Regions from separate parts of the Homo sapiens genome. Here region 2 is linked to region 1. A link is an interaction called in ENCODE POLR2A ChIA-PET data of the cell type or tissue named here. Cell type or tissue: HCT116. All regions are shown on one strand. Each heading gives the region's core, and the rest is flanking DNA. Links, peaks and the distances in the headings are about the cores only.

Region 1 (6,426 bases), core at 1,005-6,004:
TGAAAAAGAATATAGATGAGTTTTAATAAGACTTCTCTCTCTGAGCTGGCTCTGCAACAACTTAGCTTTAAATATGCATCTCATTCTCCTAACTGCTTCTCTTCACTTGTCGGCAAGACCAAAATGAGGCATATGGGGAGACAAAAACAAACCTGGTCTTGGAAAAAGACAACTCTGTCCAAAGCCAAGACTGGCTACCCATGCATGAACTAAAAAGGGAATTTTCTGGATTACTCAGTCTTAGATATCCCATTTCATTAAATATGTACAACATGAAATCAACTTTGTTGTTTTCTTGAATCCAAATCTCCCCTTTGGCAGGGCTGTGTAGGAAAAGGGAGTAGAACTGCTCTGTGAATTTCATAGAATTGCTGTTTCACCCACACTACTGGTGATCCACTAGTTACAGTGTGGACATATCAGCTTTCCAGTTTTCACCTGGGAGATATACGGTCACATATTATGTGGGTTTGTGCCAGCAGAATGAAGTGGGATGAGGAGGATTGGACCGGCTCCTCATTTATTCATTCAATGAAGGTTTATTGAACCATCTACGATGTACCAGGTGCTGTGCTAGGTTCTGGGATGGCAAAGAACAAGATCTTTGCCTACAATGTACTCACTGAATTAGCAGAAGAAATCAACATATCAACAGATAATTATAATATAGTGTTTTAAGTGTACTGATAGAAATAACGCACAAGGTATTATGAATGCACAAGCTATTATGAACACACAAAGGAGCAGAATCTAATCCACTCTTTGGGGTGGGGGCTGCACAGAGAGTGTCCTCTCCAGAAGCAGATGGCAAGCACTGGAACTTTATTTTATTCACCTTTGTATCTCCTAGTCCTAACGATCATGCCATGTTTGTTCCATGAATTGACCAAGGATTTAAGTCTCTTTAAATGCAGTGGCAAAAGCACTGTAATAGGAGTCAGGAGGTCTGGATTCTGGTCTAGGCTCTGCTATTGCAGTTTGTGGCTGGGCCATGTCACTGCTTGTCAAGATGAAATTAGAGGAAGATCCTGGACCAATACTAGGCCACCACTTCCCTATTTAAATAAAATATACTGCCCCTCCTTCCAGTATGTCTATAATGTATAAGAAATAAAATCAAAGTTTTCTTTCTATAATCCATTCATAAAGTAGTTGTCAGCTCTCCATAACCTTGCCCTTTTCTAGTTTTCTGTGACACTTTTAAAAGTTAGGGCAGGTTGACTAGTACTAAGGAAGCTGGAACCTGGGAGAAAGTGAGATCATATTAAAAAGCCTGTTTGGCTTATTTCTGCCAGTGCTGAAAAACAGTTTAAACCCAGCCCGCACTTAGGGCAGTGGGGCAGCAGAGCATGGGGACCGCATTGTGTCCTCCATAGAACTACTGTTTGCTTCTCTGCTTGAGCCCAGCAGAGAGCGAGGCGGGTAGCCAAAGCGTGCTGACCTGGTTGCAACAGGAGGGCTTGCATCCCTTGTAATCATGCTTCCTCTTCCTTTTTCTTGAAGGAAGGGAAATAAAACCCAAATGTTGTACATCTAATCAAACAACTCAGTGTTAAAGCTGGAGGGCCTGATCCTTCTCATAGTATCCTTTGCTTTTTGCCTCCAGAACACTAAAACTCTTGTTTACCTCCATCTTCTTTTCTGTAATATGGGGGCTGCGCAGAGGGTGGCCTCTCGAGAAGCAGATGGCAAGCAATAGAACTTTATTTTATTCACAATTCCTGCCCTACTATTTAATGTGTGTTTCTTTTATAGTACTTACCAAAATTTATAATTTATGTTTGATTAATATGTCTTTCTAACTAGATGGTAAGATTCATGAATGCAGGGATTGTATTTGTTTTCTTCTCCATTTAATTCCCAGCATCTAGTATGGTGTTTCCAGATAGTAGTCACTCAATAAATACTTTATTTTTTATATTTTTAGACATAGGATCATGCTCTGTCACCCAGGCTAGAGTGCAGTTGCATGATCATAGCTCACCATAACCTCAAACTCCTGGGCATAAGTGATGCTCTCGCCTCAGCCTCCAATGTAGCTGGGACTACAGGGGTACACCACCATGCTGGGCTAATTTTTTATTTTTTATAGAGATGGGAGGTGTCTCACCATGTTTCCCAGGCTGGTCTTAAACTCCTGGCCTCAAGCGATTCTCCTGCCTCGGCCTCCAAAAGTGCTGGGATTAGAGCTCCAGCCTGTGCTCACAGCCCCAGCCTGTGCTCAGCCTCATAAATACTTTTGAGTCACTGTGCCCAGCCTCATACATACTTTTGAGTAAATGGATGAATGGTGTTGTCAAAGTCAAATATTATGAAGTATTTGAAATCACTTCAAAAAATTATAAAGGAGAAACATGTAAAGCATTGTTTCTTCTCAACTAGATTGTAAGTTTCTTCATTTTAGGAACTGAGTCTTATACTCTTTATTTCCCATCAATCTAGCATTTCCACCTAGTAGGTACTCTGTAAATAATTATGCGTATCACTACAGTGTTTAAAAGAACATGATAATACTTGCAACAAACAACCTGAAAATGAATTTAAGAAAAAAAATCCCATTTATAATACCATCAAAAATAATAAAATCCTTAGAGATGAATTTAACAAAGAAGCACAAAACTTATACTCTGAAAAGTACAAAACACTGTTGAAAGAAGTTAGAGAAGACCTAAATAAATGTAAAAACATCCCATGTTCTTGGCAATATTTTCCAAGTTGATCAAAAGATTAAACACAATCACTGTCAAATCCCAACTGGCTTCTTTGCAGAAATTGACAAACAGATCCCAGGATTTATATAGAAATCCAAGGGACCCAAAATACCCAAAACAATCTTGAAAAAGAGGAGCAAGATTGAAGAACTCACATTCCTTATTTTAAAACTTACTACAAAGCTACTGTAATCAAGACAGCATGGTAGTGGCATAAGGATAGACATATGGCTATCCAGTGGAATAGAGTTAAAAGTCCAAGAATAAACTCTCACATTTTCAGTCGGTTGCTTTTTGACATAAGTGCCAAGACAATTCAGTGGGGAAAAATAGTCTTTTCAAGTAGTGCTAGGACAACCGCATAGCCACATGCAAAAGAATTAAATTGGATTTCTATTTCACACTACATACAAAAATTAACTCAAAATGAGTCAAAGACCTAAATCCAAGAGTTAATTAAAACTATAAAACTCTTAGAAGGAAACATAGGTGTAAGTCTTTGTGACCTTGGATAATGCAATGATTCCTTAGATAAAGGCACAATTTAAAAAATAGATCGAGTGGACCTCATCAAAATTAAAAACTTTTGCTTCAAATCACACCATTGAGGAAGTGAGAAGACAACTCACAGAGTGGAAGAAAATGTTTGCAATTCATATATCTGATAAGAGACTTGTATCTAGAATATATAAAAAACTCTAACTCAAAAGGATAAAGACAAGTAGCCCAATTTAAAAATGGACTAAGGGGCCGGGCGCGGTGGCTCACGTCTGTAATCCCAGCACTTCGGGGTCCAAGGAGGGCAGATCACGAGGTCAGGAGATCGAGATCATCCTGGCTAACACGGTGAAACTCCGTCTCTACTAAAAATTAGCTGGGCGCGGTGGCGGGCGCCTGTAGTCCCAGCTACTTGGGAGGCTGAGGCAAGAGAATGGCATAAACCCAGGCGGCGGAGCTTGCAGTGAGCCGATATCTCGCCACTGCACTCCAGCCTGGGTGACAGAGCGAGACTCCATCTTAGAAAAAAAAAAAAAAAGATCTGAATAGAAATTTCTTCAAAGAAGATATACAAATGGCCAGTAAGCACATTAAAATGTTTCCTACATATTCCTAACATTATTAGCTATCAAGAAAATACAAATCAAAACGACTATGTGATACCACTAGGATGGTTACAACAATAATAAATACAAGGTAATAATAAGTGTTGGTGAGGATGTGGAAAAATTGGAATCCTCATACATTGCTGGTGGGAATATAAAATGATGCGGCCACCTTGGAAAACAGCATTTCCTCAAAATGTTAAACCTAGAGTTACCACATGACCCAGTAGTTCCACTTCTAGGTATATACCTAAGAGAAATGAAAACATGTATCTACATAAAAACTTGTATATGAATGTTCATGGCAGCATTGTTCATAGTAGCAGAAAACCCAAATGTCCATCAATTGATAATGGATAAATAAAATGTGGGACATCCATATAATGGAATATTATTTGGCAATAAAAAAGTAATGAAATATTGATATATGCTATGACATGGAAGAACCTTGAAAACATTATGCCAACTGAAAGTAGCTGGTCATAAAAGAATACATATTGTATAATTTCATTTATATGAATTATTCAGTGTATAGGTATACTCTATATTTGGAGTAGAGGTATTCAGGGTACAGGTAAAGGTATAGGTACATGCTATAGTCAGGGTATAAGTTCAGGGTATAGGTAAAGCTATAGAGACAGTAGATTAGTGGTTGCCTAAAGCTAGGGATATTGTGGGGAATAGGGAGTGACTGCTAATAGATACAGGTTTTCTCTTTGGGGTGTGGAAATATATATACATATACATATATATGTACACATATACATATATATACACACATATACATATATACACACATATACATATATATATACATATACATATATATATATATATATACACACATATACATAATATATATATTTTTGAGATGGAGTCTAGTTCTGTTGCCCAGGCTGGAGTGTAGTGGCATGATCTCAGCTCACTGCAACTTCCGCCTCCCGGGTTCAAGTGATTCTCCTGACTCAGCCTTCCAAGTAGCTGGGATTACAGGAGCCTGCTACCACGCCCAGCTAATTTTTGTATTTTTAGTAGAGATGGGGTTTCACCATGTTGGTCAGGCTGGTCGGTCTCGAACTCCTGACCTCATAATCTGCCTGCCTTGGCCTCCCAAAGCGCTGGGATTACAGGTGTGAGCCACTGCAACCAGCCTATTTCTTCATTTTTCTATCAGCTCAGTGCTTTGGAGCATAGAATGAAAGTTGTAGGCAGATTATTCTTTTCTTTTCTTTTTTTGAGATGGGGTCTCACTCTGTGGCCCAGGTTGGAGTGCAGTGGCACGATCTCAGCTCACTGCAACCTCTGCCTTCTGGGTTCAAGCGATTCTCCTGCTTCAGCCTCCCTGAGTACCTGGGATTACAGGCGTGTGCCATCATGCCCAGCTAATTTTTGTATTTTTAGTAGAGACTGGGTTTTGCCATGTTGCCCAGGCTGGTCTCAAACTTCTGAGCTCAAGTGATCTGCCCGCTTCAGCTTCCCAAAGTGCTGGGATTTCAGGTGTGAGCCCGTGTGCCCGGCCAGTAGGGTGGATCTTAAAGGAGAAACAAGAGGTGGAACAAGGACGAAAGGGAATTCAATTTGCTGAGTTTTTTGGGGAAAGCTGAGAAGCGTGTTCACTTTCCTAGCCAATGTAATTAGGTAAGTTTAATGTCAAGACTCCAAATGTGACTGTTTTTTATTGAGATTTCTAGTTTTGGTTGTGGTGTTTGAAACTTAATTGACCCAGCCACCTTCTTTGGGTCCAGAGACACTTAAAATGTGAAACATTGACCTTTTGTCCTTAGTGTCCTTCATCTTTCTGAAGATCTGGATAATTGGTGGGTGTGGAAGAAAGCCAGGGAGAACCTTGTGTCTGTCTTGAGAATGAAAGGGTGACAGGAAACCAGGGAGTGACTCAGGGAGACTGGAGTCTAGAAACACAATGCTCTGAAGACTTCCCTGGGTATATAATGGGAAGGAACTTGGAGGTCTTGATGACTGCTTGGACTCCTACTTTGCTGCAGTTTCTATTCTAATCTCTATTTTTGTCCTTTCTCCAGGATCCAAACTTCAGTGACCTGAGTACCTGTCACACCTATTTGTTCTGAATAGCCCCTTTGAACAGAGCCTTTCTTGACAGAGAAAAGGAGTATTGGTAGGTGTGGGAGGCAGGGAGATCTAGCAAAAAAGAAAAAAAAAGAATTATTAATAGCTGTAGTCATTGGGAAACTCAGCCTGATGGGGAAAACAATAATCAGATTTAAGAACTAAGAATCAACAAATATAAAGACTTTCTTCATTAGAACAAAAGCTTCCTTGATAAAAAAAAAAAACGTTGAGCTAGATTTTAAAGGACCTTTAGAATGCATATTGTGGCAAAGGAGAAGAAACTCCACCCAAGGCAGCCAGCATAAGCATGGTGGAGGAAGCATTTTCTCCCATAATGTTGGGCCTCAGCCACAGGAATAAGCGCTGCCCAGAGCTAGTTAGCTGTGACCCTGTTCCTGCATATCCTGAGTGATTTGATGTGACTAGCTGAAGTCCAGTTAAGGGTCAATTGAGGGAGCAAGTGAGGGGATACTATGAAGTAACAGTTTGGCTTGGGTCTTGACTGGAGAATTCAGTGCGTTTGA
Region 2 (6,426 bases), core at 646-5,645, 140 kb after region 1:
GCCCTGGTCTGCCACCCACACCCCTCCAAATGTGGAGAATGGGGGCTACAGGCCACATGCAGTTGTGGACCTGCGGAACCTCCGCCCAGTGGACTCCGGAACTCCCAGCCTCTTCTAGCCCCCCTCCCCAAGGCCGCCTCTCTCCGAAGGGCGCAGGGAAAATGAGGCATTGGCTGGGAAGGGGCTGTGGGCGAGGCCTGCTTCCTGATCCACAGCCGTGCCTGCCTCTGAGTGGGAAGAGTTCGGAGGTCATAGTCCCAGAAAATAAAATAAAATAAAGGAAAGCGACAATCTCCTTGGTTTCACAGGGGATTTCACGGCAGCAGGGATCCCGCCGGTGAGCCTCACTGCCCGCTGCTGCCGCCTCCGCAGAGTGGGCAGGCAGGGTGCGCAGGCAGCTCAAGAGTTGAAAAGAAGGCGGTGTTCAAAGGGGGTAGGAGAGAAGGGGGCATCTCTTTACGGCCCCAATGTCTATTTGAGGAACTCTCCCAAATAGCAGAGGCCCATAGGGGAGGCTCCTTAGGGACTCTTTCCTCCAGGAAAGCTGAGGCTGGGGCAGCTGGCCTTGTCGCTTGGAGAAGACGCAAAGGAAGAGCAGGGGTGAAACCTCTTTCCTCTTCTGTTTCTTCGCTCCTTGAATAGAGCAGGGCTCAGCCCCCAGCTGCCTAAGCGGCTGTCTGGACCAATATGGGGTTCTATATCCCTGAGGCCTAGAGTACCCATCCGAGCAAGTCTCCTGGGAGGGGCAGGAGAGGAGCCCTCTTCCGCCTTTGTGTCCAGACAGAAGTGGCCGCCGCGCCCGGAGCCGGTCCCGCGGCAAAGGCCCGGCAAGCCAGCGGGCTGCACAATGCCACGGCTGCTCCGCCAGCTCGCCCCTGCCCCGTCCTGCCTGCCTACGGCCGCCCTTCCTCCGCCTCCCTCTCTGCACGCCTGCCTTTCCCGGCTCTCCTATCTCTTTTCATCTTGCCTTCCTTCTTTTAATTCTCCCCCTTTTTTCCCTTTATTCTAATGCTCCGCTTCCTTCTTTCCTCTCTTGGGCCTGACTCCATGTTTCAGTTGGTCTGTCCCAGGCTGTCTCGGGTTCAGTCTCTCTCAGGCTCTGTCCCCTGATGTCCTCTTGGTCTCAGTCTGGCCCCGGGCCCCGCTGAGGGCTAAACGTCTCTGCTCATCGCTGCCAGCAGCCGCCCAAGTGCCGGGCCCGGTCCTCAGCCGCCCTGGGCTGGGGGAGGTGCTGGCTGTACTGGGGATTTGGAGAAAGCCTCGGCAGGGGGACTGGAACCTCCTGTCTTTTCCTTGAACTAGTGAGGGAGATTTTTTGATTGACAGCTAACCCAACTCCATCAAGGCCAAAGAGATATTCTGTTTCTTGTTGTAAGTTGGGCTTCCCAGCTCAGTCCAGCTCAAGGGAGGGGAAGACAGTGGCGCCAAGGAGCTGAACCCCCAAGTCGCCTCTCCCCAACCAAACACATCCCTCATCCTCCCCCATGAGTTGAAATCCCAGCCCCGTTAAGCCGCCCCCTTAGACCAAAAAGGAAAAGGAAAGAGCCAGAGAGGGGGAGGAGCAGAGACTTGGGAGGGGGCCTATGGAGCTGGGGTCGGTGCTGCCAGCTGCAGCTGTCTCCCCCTAACTTTCCTCCCCCCGGAACACACATACTATACACACTCTCCCCAGCCCCTCTCCACCCCAGAGGAGAAAGATCCATAGAGACGCAGGAGAAAACTAGCCCCCGCCCCTACCCCTGGCGTTTGGTCCCCTCCTGGGGACAGGAGAGGGAAAGAAGGGCAGGCGTGGCCGGGTCTGGGAAGACTCCTACCCTGCTGCCTCCAGAGCCTGCATCTCAACCTCAGCTCCTGTCTATTTTCCCTGGCCACAGACTGGGACTCTTCCTTTCTGACCCTGAAATTGCACCCCTCCTTTAAATTCACTCTACCCTGCCTAAGTGCACCATATTTCTGGGGGTTTCACCTGTCCCTTTCTCCCCACCCCCCAGCCAACCTCCATGCCCCCTCTTCTTCACCCACCCTGATAATTTCCTACTTGACTAAAGCCCCCCTTTACTACACCACCATGGGACAGTCTGATGCAAAGCAGAGGGCTGGGCACAAACCCTCAATTGAAGGAGGAGGGTAGCAACCAACTTATTGGGGGGAGGAATCCAAGTTGTCTGATATTCCTCTGCAATCACACTGCCCCCTCTGGAATTCCTGCATCCGACCCCAAAGAAATTGCTTTCTCCTGTTCCTCCGTTGCTTTTTTCCCGTTCCAAAAACAGCCTACAATTTTATTTAATGAAAGATACATTTATGAACAATCAAATGATCCTCATAAAAATTTTATTGAGGGACGTAAAAACAAGCTACTTGCCCACGACCGAGGTCGCTCTTTTGCCTTGCCCGCTCTCACCCTGGCTCTCTGCAGACAGAGCCCGGGAGCGACTTTTTGGGGGGAGTGGGGGTGGGGAAGTGTCGCAGAGATGGAGTTGGGGGCAAAGGAGGGTGCGCAGGAAGATGGGATGGGGACGCCCCACTTAAGTTGTGTAGATCTCTCCTACACTTCTTCAAGCTGGCAAAGAAAGATAAATAGATATAGACAATAAATTTAAAATAAAGGCGCCTGTATATCTGTGCCAAAGCAAAGAGAAGACTTCTGAGGCTGCTGATAAAGGTGTATGAGATCCTGAGGTTCTACCCCTCCCACCCAGGGACCACCTTCCCCAGGCTTCCCCTACCCCAGATTTGGGGGGCAGAGTTGGCCAGTGGCAGAAGAACGCTCCCCTTCCCTCCTTCCCTCCCTGTATCTCAGCTTCCCCAGTCCCCTCCCACCCTCCCTCCCTCACCGCCCCTGCTGCTCCTGAAAGAAATACATACATACACACTATTTAAAAACGCATTTTTAAAAGCCACGTTCCGAACTGACAATCGCTGATCTCGGCTCGCGCAGAGACTGCGGGAGCGTCGGGGCCGACAGAGACGGATTACGTCAAGAAATAGTTCCTCCACCTACCTCGGTCGGCCTCCCCGCCCCTGCGGGGCTCCCGCGCCCAGCTCGGCCCTGGGGGTCCGAGAACCCTGGCTTCGGGGACTGGCATTTTCACCCCATTAAAAAATCCTCATGGTTGGGGGGAGGCCATCTGCTTATGGGTGGACATGGGCACAGGGGCTTCTCAGATGAGCTAGGAGCCGTCCTGAGGGGGTGACCGGTGCCTTGGGTCCAGAGTTCCGGACCCCCAGGAAATCGCAGGTCGCGGGGAGCAGCAGAGAGAAGGGGGTGGGAGAGGGGGAAAAGAAGGCAAGGAAAAAAAAGCCCCTGCGCATTGATCCGCGCCGTATTTTTGGGTAAATACGATCACGTGGGGGCCGGGGAGCCAATGAGCTGTGGGGAAAAGGCTGGAAAAATAATTACCTGACTTGATTGTTCTGTGAGCAGATAAAAAGTACATATACAGTTCATACAATAATCTTATGTATGTAAAACCCCGTTACGATGTCGGCGACGGGGCCCATCAGTAACTATTACGTGGACTCGCTCATCTCTCACGACAATGAAGACCTCCTAGCGTCCAGGTTTCCGGCCACCGGGGCTCATCCCGCCGCCGCCAGACCCAGCGGTTTGGTGCCGGACTGTAGCGATTTTCCGTCCTGTAGCTTCGCGCCCAAGCCGGCAGTGTTCAGCACGTCGTGGGCGCCCGTGCCCTCTCAGTCGTCCGTGGTATATCACCCGTACGGCCCCCAGCCCCACCTCGGCGCCGACACGCGCTACATGCGGACTTGGCTCGAGCCGCTGTCCGGCGCCGTCTCCTTCCCCAGCTTCCCGGCCGGGGGCCGTCACTACGCCCTCAAGCCGGACGCCTACCCCGGGCGCCGCGCGGACTGCGGCCCAGGGGAGGGCCGCAGCTACCCGGACTACATGTACGGCTCGCCCGGGGAGCTGCGCGACCGCGCCCCGCAGACACTGCCCTCGCCCGAGGCGGACGCGCTCGCCGGCAGCAAGCACAAAGAGGAGAAGGCCGACCTGGACCCCAGTAAGTTGGGAGCAATTTTCCTTTACAACCGGCGCGGGAGGGGAGGGGAGGACGGGCGGGGGCAGCCGAATTACAGCCCTCCCGAACCGTGCAGGGAGCGCGGGAGAGGGGCGAGGGGGCGAGGACTCAATAAAAGCGAATTACCTTGGGGAGCTTTCAGGGGCAGGAGGTCTGAGAATGGGGCCCAGGGAGACAGGTTGGGAGAGGGCCGAGGGGAGCTCCTCTCTCAGGAGCTGGCTTTGATGAGAGACCCCTGCCCCCTCCTCCCAGCCCAGGCTTTTTGGCTCAGTCACCACTTTCGAAGAAAGGCGGACAGGGCCAGGGGATGGGGCTGGGGGCGAAGTTCAGTTTATGATTTGAGATGGGACAGGGAAGAGGTGAGGAGGACACTGGGGGCACAGAGGAGATACCCCCAGCGAGAATGACCCCTGCTTCCCAGTCAGCGTGGAGGTCCTCACCCCACTAGAGATTCACAAAACAGAAGGTCCATGGACTTCTCCCCCAGGAGCACTGGGTGAGGGGTCTGAGGTATTTCGAAGCCTGAGAACTTGGAGAGATCAGGACTTTCAAAGAGAAGTGGGGATAAAAGTGGGGTCTGAGCCTCCTTAAACTTGAGAACCCTCTTCTGAGGGTCTTGGAGGGGAAGGATTGAGAATGGGGATCAGGGATGAGGAGTGGGCATCTCCCCAGATTAGAGAATTCTACACACACACACACACACACACACACTCACTCTCACTCACTCACTCCAATCAGGGAGACAGGCGCCTTCTGAGGATTGCACAGGAGGGCTAGGGTGGGGGGCAGGTGGGAGCTGCAGGGCCAGAAAAAGGGGAAAGAAGGAGAAACAGCAGGGGAGGGGGTGCAGACCCCTGGGTGTGAGGAAGTGTCTGGGGGAGTCCCAGGAGGGGGCTGCAGGAAATCTTTTCCTCCAGCCCCATAAGGGGCCAGGGCCTAATTATACTCCTCTGAAGGCTTCCCTCCCTGCCCTCAGCTACTCCCATAAACCTGAAATTGGAGGCTTGGCTCCTGCAGAGCCTGTCCTGGGGCTGGCAGGAGGGGGGCACTGGAGGCCAAACAGGAAAACTAAGATATAGGGGAGCCTGTCCCCAAGGCCAGCGGCTCTCTGGGGAGAGGAGAAAGACTTTTCCCGTCTCAGCATCACCCTGAGAATTCGCCTCAGCAGGGTTGAACTCCAAGCGGGAGGATGGTGCTGCAGAGGGTGGTGAGGGGTTTAGGGATTCTCAGGGTCAGGAAGCAGAACTGCTAAAATTTCAGGACTTGGTCGTGGGCTGGGAGGATGGGAGGGGGCAGAGGAGGAGGGAGGTGGGGAGGAGAGAGACCTTGCTATAAAAATAAAAAACAAGAGAGAGAAGCGTTTATGGGCCTATGAAACGGTTGGGAATTTGGACTTTTTATGAGGATATTCTCAAATTACTACTCTTGAAGCTGAGGACCAGACTAGAGGGGCTTTGATAGCTTTGGATTTCCTACAGTTTTAGGTGCTGGAAACTGAAAAGGGGGAAGCTGGGGAGGGGACAGAATGCAAAACGAGGAAGGAGGAAAATTCCTAAAGCAAAATGTGTCCAAATTCAGGTTCAGTTATTGCATTTGGGGAGCCTGGCTAAGTCTAGGGGTAGAGTAGCAGAAGTCCTGGGCTGGAAAGGGGCTCCACTGACCCCTGCTTGTGTTTGGCCCTCCAGGCAACCCCGTGGCCAACTGGATTCACGCCCGCTCCACGAGGAAGAAGCGCTGCCCCTACACCAAGTACCAGACGCTGGAACTGGAGAAGGAGTTTCTCTTCAATATGTATTTAACCAGGGACCGTCGGTATGAGGTGGCCCGGGTTCTCAATCTCACCGAGCGGCAGGTCAAAATCTGGTTTCAGAATCGAAGGATGAAGATGAAAAAGATGAATAAAGAGAAAACCGACAAGGAGCAGTCCTAAACCCTACCCAGCCTGCTGCCTCAGCACAGCCAAGGGAAAAACAAAAACCCCACAAAATACCCCAACACAGGCGGGGGAGAGACGAAAAAGAAAAGGAAAGAGCAAGATAGACAAAAGCCAATCAGCTTAAAAAGAAAAACAAGGAAGGGGAAAAGAAAACTCTTGCGATTTGGGAGGGTTCAGTGTTGAGATATTGGTGTTTTAGAGTTAGTTCTACCCAGCGAGGAGGAGGCGGGGAGAGAAACTGCGTTCTCTTTCCCCAGCGCAACCGAAATAAATGACACATACAAATGTGATTTTTTTCCTCCTTTCTTCAGAGAAGCCAGTACTTGAATCGCTATATTTCTATTTTTTTTTCCCTGTATCGTATTTGGTCCAGGTCATCCCTCCCCGGGCCTGGGGCGCTCTGCGTGCAGATTTTGTACAAAAAAAAAAAAGACACACACACATACATGA

What was found. Peaks named below come from ENCODE experiments on the same cell type or tissue, not always from the same donor. Only the 100,000 strongest peaks of a DNase experiment are listed, where the experiment ranks them.
Region 2: POLR2A ChIA-PET joins it to region 1 with 5 read pairs; 2 of 35 experiments call an interaction of 5 or more read pairs at or near these places.

Annotation. Positions count from the first base shown.
Region 1 is chr12:53,854,931-53,861,356 of GRCh38, forward strand. It overlaps LOC105378250 (a long non-coding RNA gene), which reads left to right. Exons shown (of 5, transcript NR_189099.1): 4 at 5,854-5,948. Among named protein-coding and RNA genes, the nearest start is that of HOXC13, 81 kb to the right of the region's middle. In HCT116, for the core only: no CTCF peak of the experiment used is centred there; no DNase peak of the experiment used is centred there.
Region 2 is chr12:53,996,705-54,003,130 of GRCh38, forward strand. It overlaps HOXC9 (homeobox C9), which reads left to right and starts at 3,457. Exons shown (of 2, transcript NM_006897.3): 1 at 3,457-4,022; 2 at 5,726-6,426. The coding sequence starts at 3,485. The coding sequence ends at 5,970. It overlaps HOXC-AS1 (HOXC cluster antisense RNA 1), which reads right to left and starts at 3,306. Exons shown (of 2, transcript NR_047504.1): 1 at 3,005-3,306; 2 at 2,318-2,563. It overlaps HOXC-AS2 (HOXC cluster antisense RNA 2), which reads right to left and starts at 81. Exons shown (of 3, transcript NR_047505.1): 1 at 1-81. In HCT116, for the core only: no CTCF peak of the experiment used is centred there; a DNase peak (open chromatin) is centred at 3,337; H3K4me3 peaks cover 2,727 bases; H3K27ac peaks cover 1,508 bases.